2 separate regions of the Homo sapiens genome follow, and region 1 is linked to region 2. Evidence: chromatin loops called from intact Hi-C (ENCODE). Cell type or tissue: Caco-2. All regions are shown on one strand. Each heading gives the region's core, and the rest is flanking DNA. Links, peaks and the distances in the headings are about the cores only.

Region 1 (5,385 bases), core at 100-5,099, 55 kb after region 2:
ACAAAAAGCACTTGGAGGAAACAAAGAATAGAAAAAAGAAAATCCAAAACAACAAACAAACAAAAAACCAACCCCCAACCCAAACCCCAAGCCACTGACAATAACATCCTCATCATGTTACTTGTTCCCCCAAACTGAAAGCTATGTTTTTTTTTAATCAGAGAACAAAAAAAACAGCTCCTTGAAATTAAAACAAAAGAGCAAAAATAACTATTTCAACAGAGAATCTAGAAGAAAAAGGTGAAGAAATCTCACATAAATTAGCAAAAGAGATAAAGTCATTTAAAATTGAATAAAAAAGATAAAAAAAAATTAGAAGACCAATCCAGGACATCCAGTATCCAAATAATAGGAGTTGCAGGAAGAGAGAATAAACAAAAGAAGGGAAGGAATTCGTCACAAAATAATTTGAGAAAATTTTACGTAATTGAAGGACATGAGTTTCTGGATTGAAAGGACTCACCAACTGCCCAGTGAAATGGTTAAAAATAGAATCAAAATCAACATACATCACTGAGATATTTCAGAAGTAGGATAAAAGTAAAGATCCAGTAGCCTCCCAGGGAAACATAAAACAAAAAAAACTCAATGATATACAAAGAGCTGGGCATCAGCATGATTTTGGACTTCTTAAACATATATACACACAAATAATTCTAAATCTGGCCAAACTACCAATTAAGTGAGAGGGTAGGATAAAGACATTTTCAGATATGAAAGGTCTCAAAACGTTTATCATCCATATATCTTTTCTCAGGCTATCAGAAGTTACTAGAAGATGTAAAAAACAAGTGAGGGAGTAAACCAAGAGGGAATGACAAGGGATAGATAAAATAGGGCATTAAACACAGAAGAGAGGCAAAAGTATTACCAAGGATGATGGTGATGGGAGATCCCAGAATGCCTCCAGTGTATACAAGAGAGGGCACAGCTTGTTCAGATTGGAGAAGCTAAGAAGGCTCTAGCAGCCTTCTTTTTTTTTTTTGAGACGGAGTCTTGCTCTGTCGCCCAGGCTGGAGTGCAGTGGCGCTATCTCGGCTCACTGCAAGCTCTGCCTCCTGGGTTCACGCCATTCTCCTGCCTCAGCCTCCCGAGTAGCTGGGACTACAGGCGCCCGCCACCACGCCCGGCTAATTTTTTGTATTTTTTTTTTCAGTAGAGATGGGTTTCACCGTGGTCTCAATCTCCTGACCTCGTGATCCGCCTGCCTCGGCCTCCCAAAGTGCTGGGATTATAGGTGTGAGCCACCGCGCCCAGCCAGGCAGCCTTCTTTCAAGAGATGAAATGAACAGAATAACTAAAGTGTCCCAAAGATAAAGATTTATACAACATGGAAATAATTTGAGGTTGAATCAGTGGTAGGTATACAGAACATTCAATAAATGAGAAACAAGCCCTTTGCTACCTGCAGAAAAACACTGTACAGAAAAGGAAATATAATGGTAATCCACTCCCTGGTTTAGCTTTCAAAAGTATTTACACAGTTATAAAATTCCTCTAACCCAAATTAAAGGCAGGGGGTTCAGTGGAGAATGGTGGCATTCCTTATGTATGGTAGGGCTGGAGGTGGTAGCTTCTTCCACTGTGGAAGATGATGCCTATTATGGAAAAAAACCCACCAAAGAAATAGTAATAGAAGTATGCATTTAGAGAGAAAGAGGCAAATACCAAAACAATCACTTAAAAGAGCGATTTCGTTTGAGAAAAGAAAAATGTGCTTACAGGTGAGCAGACTGGGCTTGACCTGGAGATTTGGGGACCAGTCTAGTCATAAGAGAAAGTCATGAGAAAGAGTGAATTAGATGATAGCAAGCAGTAGGAATCTGGCTTCTGAATGAGCCAGTTCACATCCATTTATTTAACTTGCATTAATTATTAAACATCTAGTGCTGCGGGCCAGACCATATGCTAGTAGGGATCACAGCCCAGATGAATAAGACATCAAGCTTATAATTTAGTGGGGTGGGTGCACCTAAGCAATTAGATGCAATGATATAATAGAGATTATAGGCAAAACACTATGAAAATGGAGTTGGGGTGGTGTCCTACAACCAATCTTTCTGAATATTCTGGAGCTGCACAGTCAAAATGGTAAATACTAACGACATATGGCTACCTAAATTACTTAAAATTAAATACATTAAAATTTCAGCTCCTTGGTTACACTAATGAGCCATACTTCAAGTGCTCAAAAGCCACATGTGGCTAGTGGCTACTGTATTGTACAGTATGGACATAGAACATGTTCCTCATTACAGAAAGTTCTATTGGATAGTGCTGATCTACACGTTCTTAAATGGCGTTTTTTACAGCATATTCAAGTACAACATTAAACACCCGAAGGACAACATTCCGTGGTCTGTTAGCAAATAGATTCTTGCTTGATATTTATCCGTGCAATTTATCTGTACATGGAATGGAATTTTTACTTTGTAGAATGTTATTTTTCAAGTGGAGCCACCCCTGAACTAGGAGGGGGTATTTCTTCTCCTGATACGGTTTGAGCACCCACAGGTGTTGGGGACAAATGCTGCTGGTGACCAAAAGTCGGTGAGTCTTTGGGAAGACACTTTTGCATAGTGGTGCAGGGTAAATGCACCTGGTGGTAATAATTTAAGTATGCCCTTAGAATGACCCTGAATGACAGATGCACCTGAATGTGTGTTCTGAGCTAGGGAATCCAGGAGTGACCACCTCAGAGATTCCTTCCTTATCTATGATAAACATCTGAGACCCGGCCTGTCCAATGGAAGATGCGCTGTACAGGGGATTGAGACCTGAGTTTTGGGTTAAATGAAGGTTGCCAGGTGGAGGTTATTAAGGGGAGGGTAAGTGAAAATGCTGTATAGAGTGCATGCTGTTTGCAAGTTGCCTAGTCCGCTACCACTGGGCAATGTGGTTATATTGTCCAGCCTGCCGCCACTGGACTCTCTCCTCTGTATGTAGGCCCCAAATAAGCCCCATGTCTCATTTCCTGGCTCTAGATGTCTTTTTCGGCCTCTTGAACTTGGTGCCTTCCCTATTGAGGTTAATAGGAGTTCAGCACAAGTGGAAAAGAGGGGTGAGCTCTAGAGCCAGAAACTCCTGAATTTGAATCGGCTCCACTACTTATAAGCTGTGTGGCCTCAAGAAAAATCTCAAAACCTCTCTGTTCCTTCGTTCCTTCACATGAGGTGTACACATAATGCATGAACCAGGAAAAGCTGGTGGCAGAAGCACAAAAATGGCAGCGGCCATGTGGCTAATTGTTATTAATGTGCAGCATTTGATGAGTAGGCTGGTAGAGGGAGGCCCCTAAGAGGGGCTGGTAGAGGGCGGAGAGGGCAGACTCTCCTCCTCGCTCATTTCTGCTCATCACCACCCTGTTAAAGGGTCTATCATTGTCCCAAGACTTAAGTACCTCTAATAGGAAGACTTTTTGTGCAAAGGGAAAGAGAAGAAGGGAAAAGGGCACCAGCATTTACTGAAAGCCTGGACATGCCAGACCCACTTGTGGGTGCTTTATATCGTTCTATAAGTCCTCCCAACAAGGTTGGGGGTGGGGAGTTAAAGCATGGGAGGAAGGGAAGGTTTGTGGGTGGTGGAAAAGGAAGCATGATGGGAGATAAATCCACTAGGATGGGCTGGGGTTAGGTGGGGAGAGGCCGTGAATACCATGCCAAATGCCTGACTCTGCGAGATTTCAGTTCATAATAATAACTGGTGGGAACATGCTGGACTCACTGGTGGGGAAAAATAGAGCTAGTCAAGGTGAACTCAGCCAGCCTGGGACTTCTCTGCAGACAGGTGTTTTTTACTTCAGAGTTTACACCACAGAGTGGACGGGCTGTTTGTGTTACCTTCTTTAACTTCCATGAAAGGAAAAAAAAAAAAGGGGTTTTTTTCCAAGTGGAGTTAAATTCTAAATATAATAAGCCTGAGTTGGCTCTAACACTGGTTGCAAGAATTAACTTTTCCTTGTAATCTGTAAATGCAGTCAGGTTTGTTTCCCATTTCTCTTTGATGGGTTCCCCCCAACTCCCACCCCCACCTCTACATGGGGCCAATATCTGAATAGAAAGCAAAGAGCTCAAGCTGGGCTCCTTTTTCTGAACAAGCTTTGCAAGCTTTGCAACATCTTCCTTGGATACGATTCAGCTGGGGGCCTTCCCTGTATCCCAAGAGGAATTCCTGTGTCCTCACACAGGGGCTCTTTGTTGTCAGAGGTTATGAGAAGTTAACCACTACTTTGCACAAGGAAATATCTTTTCATTGTGTGAAGTAATGATCAAAGAGGAATGTAATTTAAACCAAAGAAACAAAACCGTGATTTATATCTAGAATCTCCACAGAAAAAAGAAAAATCCTAGTTACTTCACTAAAGCACAATCATATTCGGGATAGAATGTAAGATTCACTCATTTATCGATTAACGTTAAAGCTTAGTCCTTAGTTTATGCCAAATTCTAAGTAGTTTTTAAAGTACAAAAACTTTCTTTTTGCACTCGCTCTGCTCAGATCTGGTCTTTTCCAAATGCTTAAAGACCTTTGTTCATTAAAAATGTTATATATGTTTGCATATACATAATGTGATTTATACACTCTACATTAAAACATATATAATTATGCACGCATGCACAAATACATATAAGTGCACAAAACTTGGAAAAAGAGAGGAAAAAAGGTCAACCATAATCAGTGCAGCTGAACCGTGTGTTATGTATGCAAATTTTTTCAAGGGTTTATGTCCATCTGCATACAAATTCTATACAATACACATACAACTTCGTGTCCCACTTCTTTTTCTTGTGTGGTTTTTAATTTTTATTTTTTTCACATTTAGTAACAGTAAGGTGTAGTATCTTATAAAATATTTAGAAGAGAGGCTTTTGAATGTTCTTATGATAAAGAAATGATAAATGCGTGCTGTTGCATATGCTAAATACCCTGTTTTGATCATTTTACAACATGTCCCATTTTTTTCACTTAGCATCACGTCTCTGGCCTTTTCCATGAAAATACACAATGTTCATAATAATTGTTTTAAATTCTTGCAAATTATTCCAAGAGTGATTGTCATGCCAATTCCCCATTAATTCCAGTGAGGATGGCAGCAGGTCCGAGAGGCTGAAGAAGAGACCTGGAGCCAGTGAATGCGACACAGGGTTTATGTTTATTCTTATTTTGAGACGGAGTCTTGCTCTGTCGCCCAGGCTGGAGTGCAGTGGCATAATCTCAGCTCAATGCAACCTCTGCCTCCCAGGTTCAAGCCATTCTCCTGCCTCAGCCTCTGGAGTAGCTGGGATTACAGGTGTGCGCCACATCTGGCTAATTTTTGTATTTTTAGTAGGGACGGGGTTTTGCCATGTTGGCCAGGCTGGTCTCAAACTCCTGACCTCAGGTGAT
Region 2 (5,385 bases), core at 53-5,052:
ACAGTAGACAGTCTCAGAGATTTTACAGATAAAGCTGAAGCTGTCCTCACAGGGTTAACAAGAATTCTGGATTAAGCATTAATCAGGCTGTACTTTGGCCCACTTCCTTGTCACCAAAAGTCCTGTAGTAGCACTAGATCCTGGCCATGTGCATCCCCATTGTTCCTATAGATAGGATTTCTGACATTAGAATCATAAAGCTTTTGTTAGAATTGCTTAAGGTGTTTTCCCCCAAATTCCAGTGAAACAGCTGACAGCCAACCCACCCAGACAAATGGGATCAGCATGAGAATACAGTTTCTTCATCACCCTGTCCCATGACTTCACCCTGTACTCTTCGACCAATCAACTATCACCACACTTAGGCTTACTCCAAACCCTTTAAAATGCCTAGCCCCAAACTCCTCAGGGAGACAGATTTGAGGTTTCCTTCCATCTCCTCGTTCAGCGGCCCTCCCATTAAACCTCTTGCTCTGCGGCAACCCCGTGTCTCAGCTATTGACTTGCGGCACGTTGGGCAGCAGACCTATTATGGTTACAAGGCCTTGACTAACTTTTCTATTCTTTATTACAATCTTCCTTAGAACCAGAACAAAACCCCCTTTTAATCCCAATTGACAATACATACAATTTTACATATACAAAATTGGGTTGTCTCACATTTTGATTCAGCCCTTATCTTTGTCTAATGGCAACATGGATGTTGCCACAGAGAGGCATATTATGTCACCTTTAAAAGCACAGGTTTGGGCCAGGCGCGGTGGCTCACGCCTGTAATCCTAGCACTTTGGGAGGGTGAGGTGGGTGGATTGCCTGAGCTCAGGAGTTCGAGACCAGCCTGGGCAACACGGTGAAACCTTGTCTCTACTAAAATACAAAAAACTAGCTGGGCATGGTGGTGCACGCTTGTAATCCCAGCTACTCGGGAGGCTGAGACAGGAGAATCGCTTGAAGCTGGGAGGCAGAGGTTATAGTGAGCTGAGATCACACCACTGCACTCCAGCCTGGGTGACAGAGCGAGACTCCATCTCAAAAAAAAAAGCACCGGTTTGTTGTTCAGTCTGGGTTCAGTTGAGATTCTGCCACTGTCTGGTTGTGTGATTCTGGATGAGTTATTTAGCTGTTTGAGCCTCCATTTTCCCATGTGTGAAATGGGGACAATCATACCTATAGCTCATGGCGTCACGGTAGACTTCAGTGAGATGATTCACGTGCAGTACTTAGAACAAGGCTGACTGCATTTGGTGCTTAACACATAGCAGTACTGAAAATGTTAAGCTATAGTCATACCTATAAAAATACTAAAAACAACAACAAAATACCAAAACCCATAACTTGTTGGCTCCCAGAAATTAATTACTGAATACAATTTCTACGTTAATATTTGGCAAATTATTTTGAAGTAATGTCTTTGCAGATTTTTTCTCTATATATTTTCTTCCTATAAACTTTTTTTTTTTTTTTTTTTTTTTTTTTTTTTTGAGACAGAGTTGCACTTTGTTTCCCAGAACAGAACATTCAAGGAAATTCTTTTGTTATCTAGTTTGGGTTTCTGTCATTTGCAGCCAACCAACAAAACCAACAAAAAGAACTCATGACTAATGCAGTTATTTGCAGAAAAGTAGCTATAGGAGGAGTTATATATATATATATATTATGATATATATATATTACATATCATTTTATATATATGTGTATATATATATGTAGGCTGGAGTGCACCAGCACGATCTCAGCTCACTGCAACCTCTGCCTCCTGGGTTCAAGCAATTCTCCTGCCTCAGCCTCCCAAGTAGCTGGGATTACAGGCGAGCACCACCAGCCCTGGCTAATTTTTTTATTTTTAGTAGAGACAGGGTTTCGCCATTTTGGCCCGGCTGGTCTTGAACTCCTGACCTCAAGTGATCCGCCTGCCTCGGCCTCCCAAAGTGCTGGGATTACAGGCATGAGCCACGGCACCCAGCCCCTGTAAATTTTAATTTAAAAACCACAACAGTCCTTGATGGTTTGTCACCCGGCTTATGGCTGATGCCATGAAAACCTTGGACCTTAGATCTTGTGTCTTCAGAAATTGGTAATTTAAAGCTTTTGTTTCCTTTCTAAGCATCAACATCTAAGACAGAGAGAGCAGCACGTCGGCTGATGAGTAGAGGCTATGGACCTTCTGTGGCCTGTGAACTCTTCCTGATTTATGTAAATTCTGAGGTTTACCTTTCTCCATAGCTTTAGGAATATTTTGGAGAATGGAAAAGAATGAGTTGGACCTAGAAATGGATTTTTTTGTGTGGGATTTTAAGTTGGTAACTTATGTCAAGAGAAATTGCATTGTTGTGCTTTCAAAGTAGCCAGATTCTGACTAAACAAGTATTCTAATTAGCCTGTTCCTCAAAGGCCTCACTCATTTTAGTTTGGAATGTGTAGTTTTGATTAGGGAGATAAGTAAAATTCTTTGTCTGCCTTTTGGTCTCTAGGTCATATTTTCCCTTAGTTCTGTATTAACTATTCCAAAATGCTTAAAGGCAGTAAATACAGAAGTCTCCTAGGAACAAGGCTCAGAGGGCAGCACAGGTGAGGAGGAAGAGTTGCAGGTCAGTGGTGTTGACTGGATTTGCAAGTGGGCTTATATTATAAGTGCGTGGTCCACACTCATGTGTATGCTCTATGTGCTTTCAAAAATATTGGCCCGGGCTGGGCGCGGTGACTCACGCCTGTAATCCCAGCACTTTGGGAGGTCAAGGTGGGCAGATCACCTGAGGTGGGGAGTTCGAGACCAGCCTGACCAACATGGCAAAACCCTGTCTCCAGTAAAAATACAGAATTAGCTGGGCGTGGTGGCGCGTGCCTGTAATTCCAGCTACGTGGGAGGCTGAGGCAGGAGAATCGCTTGAACCCAGGAGGCAGAGGTTGCAGTGAGCCAAGATCGTGCCATTGCACTCCAGCCTGGGCAACAAGAATGAATCTCCATCTCAAAAAAAAAAAAAAAAAAAAAAAAAAAAATATATATATATATATATATATATATATGCCCAGTTTTGTCTATTTACAGAGAGCTTTTATATATACTAGTTCATTTGATCTTCTAAACCAGTGGTTTCCAAAGTAGGTTTCACATACCCCAGGGGAGTGAAAAAAATATTAATGCTCTGATATGTTGTTACTTCATCTTAGTATTGCTAAATACTGTAAACCATATAACATATTAGAAGACAGTATGGTTGTAAAAGTGCTTATATTAAGGGTGTGTGCAGTACTTTTTACTGATAACTGGTGCAAGATAAAAAAAAGGTGTGGCAATCCCTGCTGGAGTCTTATGTGTTTCTCCAAGTGCGGAGAATTACTTACAAAAACGATGTAGATGCCAGGACCCCACTCAAGACCTCCTAAGTCTGAATTCCTAGAGGTAGGTCCAGAAATCTGCCTTTTAAACAAGCACACCACATGCCTCAGGGGCACACTGAAGTTTGAGAATGTGCGCTTTCAATTCTTAGAAATAGGAATGATCCCCATTTCACAGATGAGAAAAGTGAGGCTCAGAAACGTTAAGGAACTTAAAGTCAAAAGGTCACACAGCGAGCAAGAGGCACAGCCGGATTTCACCCCAGGTTTATTAGGATTAAAGAGGCACATGTATGGGAAGTACCAGGCACGTGTCACATGGGCAGGGCCTCTGAACACCTGGAGGTCATGACGCATGGCTGCAGGTGTTACTGAAGGGTCAACCCTGGGCGCACCTTTTTTCCCCCATCACTAGGAGCCAAGAGAACGGTGAGATCTGGATGTCATTACACGAATATACACCCTTTTTTTCCTTCTCTTCCAGGATTTTAAAGATTGAGTTCAAAATCACTAAAAAACGAGGTCGGCCAAGCTCCCCATTGCTTGGCCCCAAACATTGGTTTTCTTAAAGTTTTTGTCTCAATTTGGGATTACCGTCCTTAGGGTAACGTGGACTCATTCTAGAGACCAAACCTTCAGCAGCTGCCCAAATTCTACTCTGTCCACTTTTCCACAGACCACCACAAGCCTCATTATTCAAATAGAGCAGGGTAGTCTGAGAGTGAAGGGCCTGAATAATAAATACAATTCCTAAACTCTCAAATTCCTATGGATTTGTGCTCCCACATCCTTTATTACACCATGTATACCTTTATTACACCATGTCACAATCCAGCACAATCCTGGCTACCTGCATGATATCTCCCCAACCAGACCGGGAAAAGATCACTAACTCCAGACTTCTTTTATGTATTCTTTCAATCAACAAATATGTATTGAGTTCCCCCCTTGTGCCGTACACTAACTTAGATCTCAGGCCAAACGCATTTTTTTAGTACAGATATTTCAGTTGAAAAAAATTGCTAATAGTTGACTCCAAGTGACTAAATGTGCAGGTAAGCATCATCTACGATCAACACATTGACTTGCATAAAATGTTTCTTAAAGTGGCTGGGAGTGCTTCAGAAGTTAGCAGACCACTTAGGTGTGGTTTGTATAACCTGATACATATGAGAAACTTACAAATTTAGTAAATCTATAAATGAATGACTTATTGTTCTATTAGTTAACAGGGAAAGGATTTACCATGAAAAACAGATGTCAGCTTGTCTGTGTTTGTCACCAACTCCAAAATAGAGGATTTAAAAATGCATGAGGTTTAATCTAGAGAAAAAAAATGAAACAAGACCAGAAAGCAATTAATTTCTACGTTTTCGTCATAAAGCCTGGTTGTGTGAAAAGCAGTGCCCTTGATGAAGAGTTAAGTCCAAGTCCAGGAAAGGAGGCTATATCCTGTGCTGCAGTAGTGACTGTGCTCTATCTGCTGCATGGTTGCACACAGACGACCAAACCAGGGAAGTCAGGAGATCTTTGCACTTGCACTTGCATCTGGTGTCTCATTCATTCTTTCTAAGGCCTCCTGCTTGGAGGTACGGATGGGAGAGGTAGGAAGAGAAGAGAATCAGAGAGACAGAGCGGGGCAGAGGGAGGAAAATGACGAATGGCCAGCACTTACTGAGCATGGACAGATGGGCATGTGCTATGTAAGAAACCTAAAATTCTCTTCGTTTTTTTGGGTATCTGGTTTTTCCAGTTATAACTATTCACTACATCTGCTTTGGCAATGAGGGGAAAAAATTTAATTTCATATTTATATGATAGTTCATTTTCCCCCAGTAAAAAGTTAAATCTAACTTCTTAGCTCAAGAAACCTATATGTAATATATACATAAAATAATCTTAATTCAAAATCAGGATTTAACATGGTAAATATCCACGTGATGCAATTGCCTAAGGTTCATGGGGAACTGTGAAGTCTGCCCCTAATCACAGTTAGTGCCTTCCAATCAGAGTGCATTGTGCTTTCATATTGTCCACAATGTTTGAAAA

Evidence for each region. A loop is a pair of places that touch in the nucleus more often than their neighbours do. Peaks named below come from ENCODE experiments on the same cell type or tissue, not always from the same donor. Only the 100,000 strongest peaks of a DNase experiment are listed, where the experiment ranks them.
Region 1: a loop joins it to region 2, with 6 times the contacts of the local background. A loop is called at or near these places in 1 of 110 quality-filtered maps.

The regions. Positions count from the first base shown.
Region 1 is chr4:37,539,434-37,544,818 of GRCh38, reverse strand. The region is part of intron 1 of PGCKA1 (PDCD10 and GCKIII kinases associated 1); the gene reads right to left. Among named protein-coding and RNA genes, the nearest start is that of PGCKA1, 88 kb to the right of the region's middle. RefSeq lists an enhancer at 4,894-5,385. In Caco-2, for the core only: no CTCF peak of the experiment used is centred there; a DNase peak (open chromatin) is centred at 2,678.
Region 2 is chr4:37,594,349-37,599,733 of GRCh38, reverse strand. It overlaps a transcript of RELL1 not described here. Among named protein-coding and RNA genes, the nearest start is that of RELL1, 89 kb to the left of the region's middle. In Caco-2, for the core only: no CTCF peak of the experiment used is centred there; DNase peaks (open chromatin) are centred at 213 and 2,603.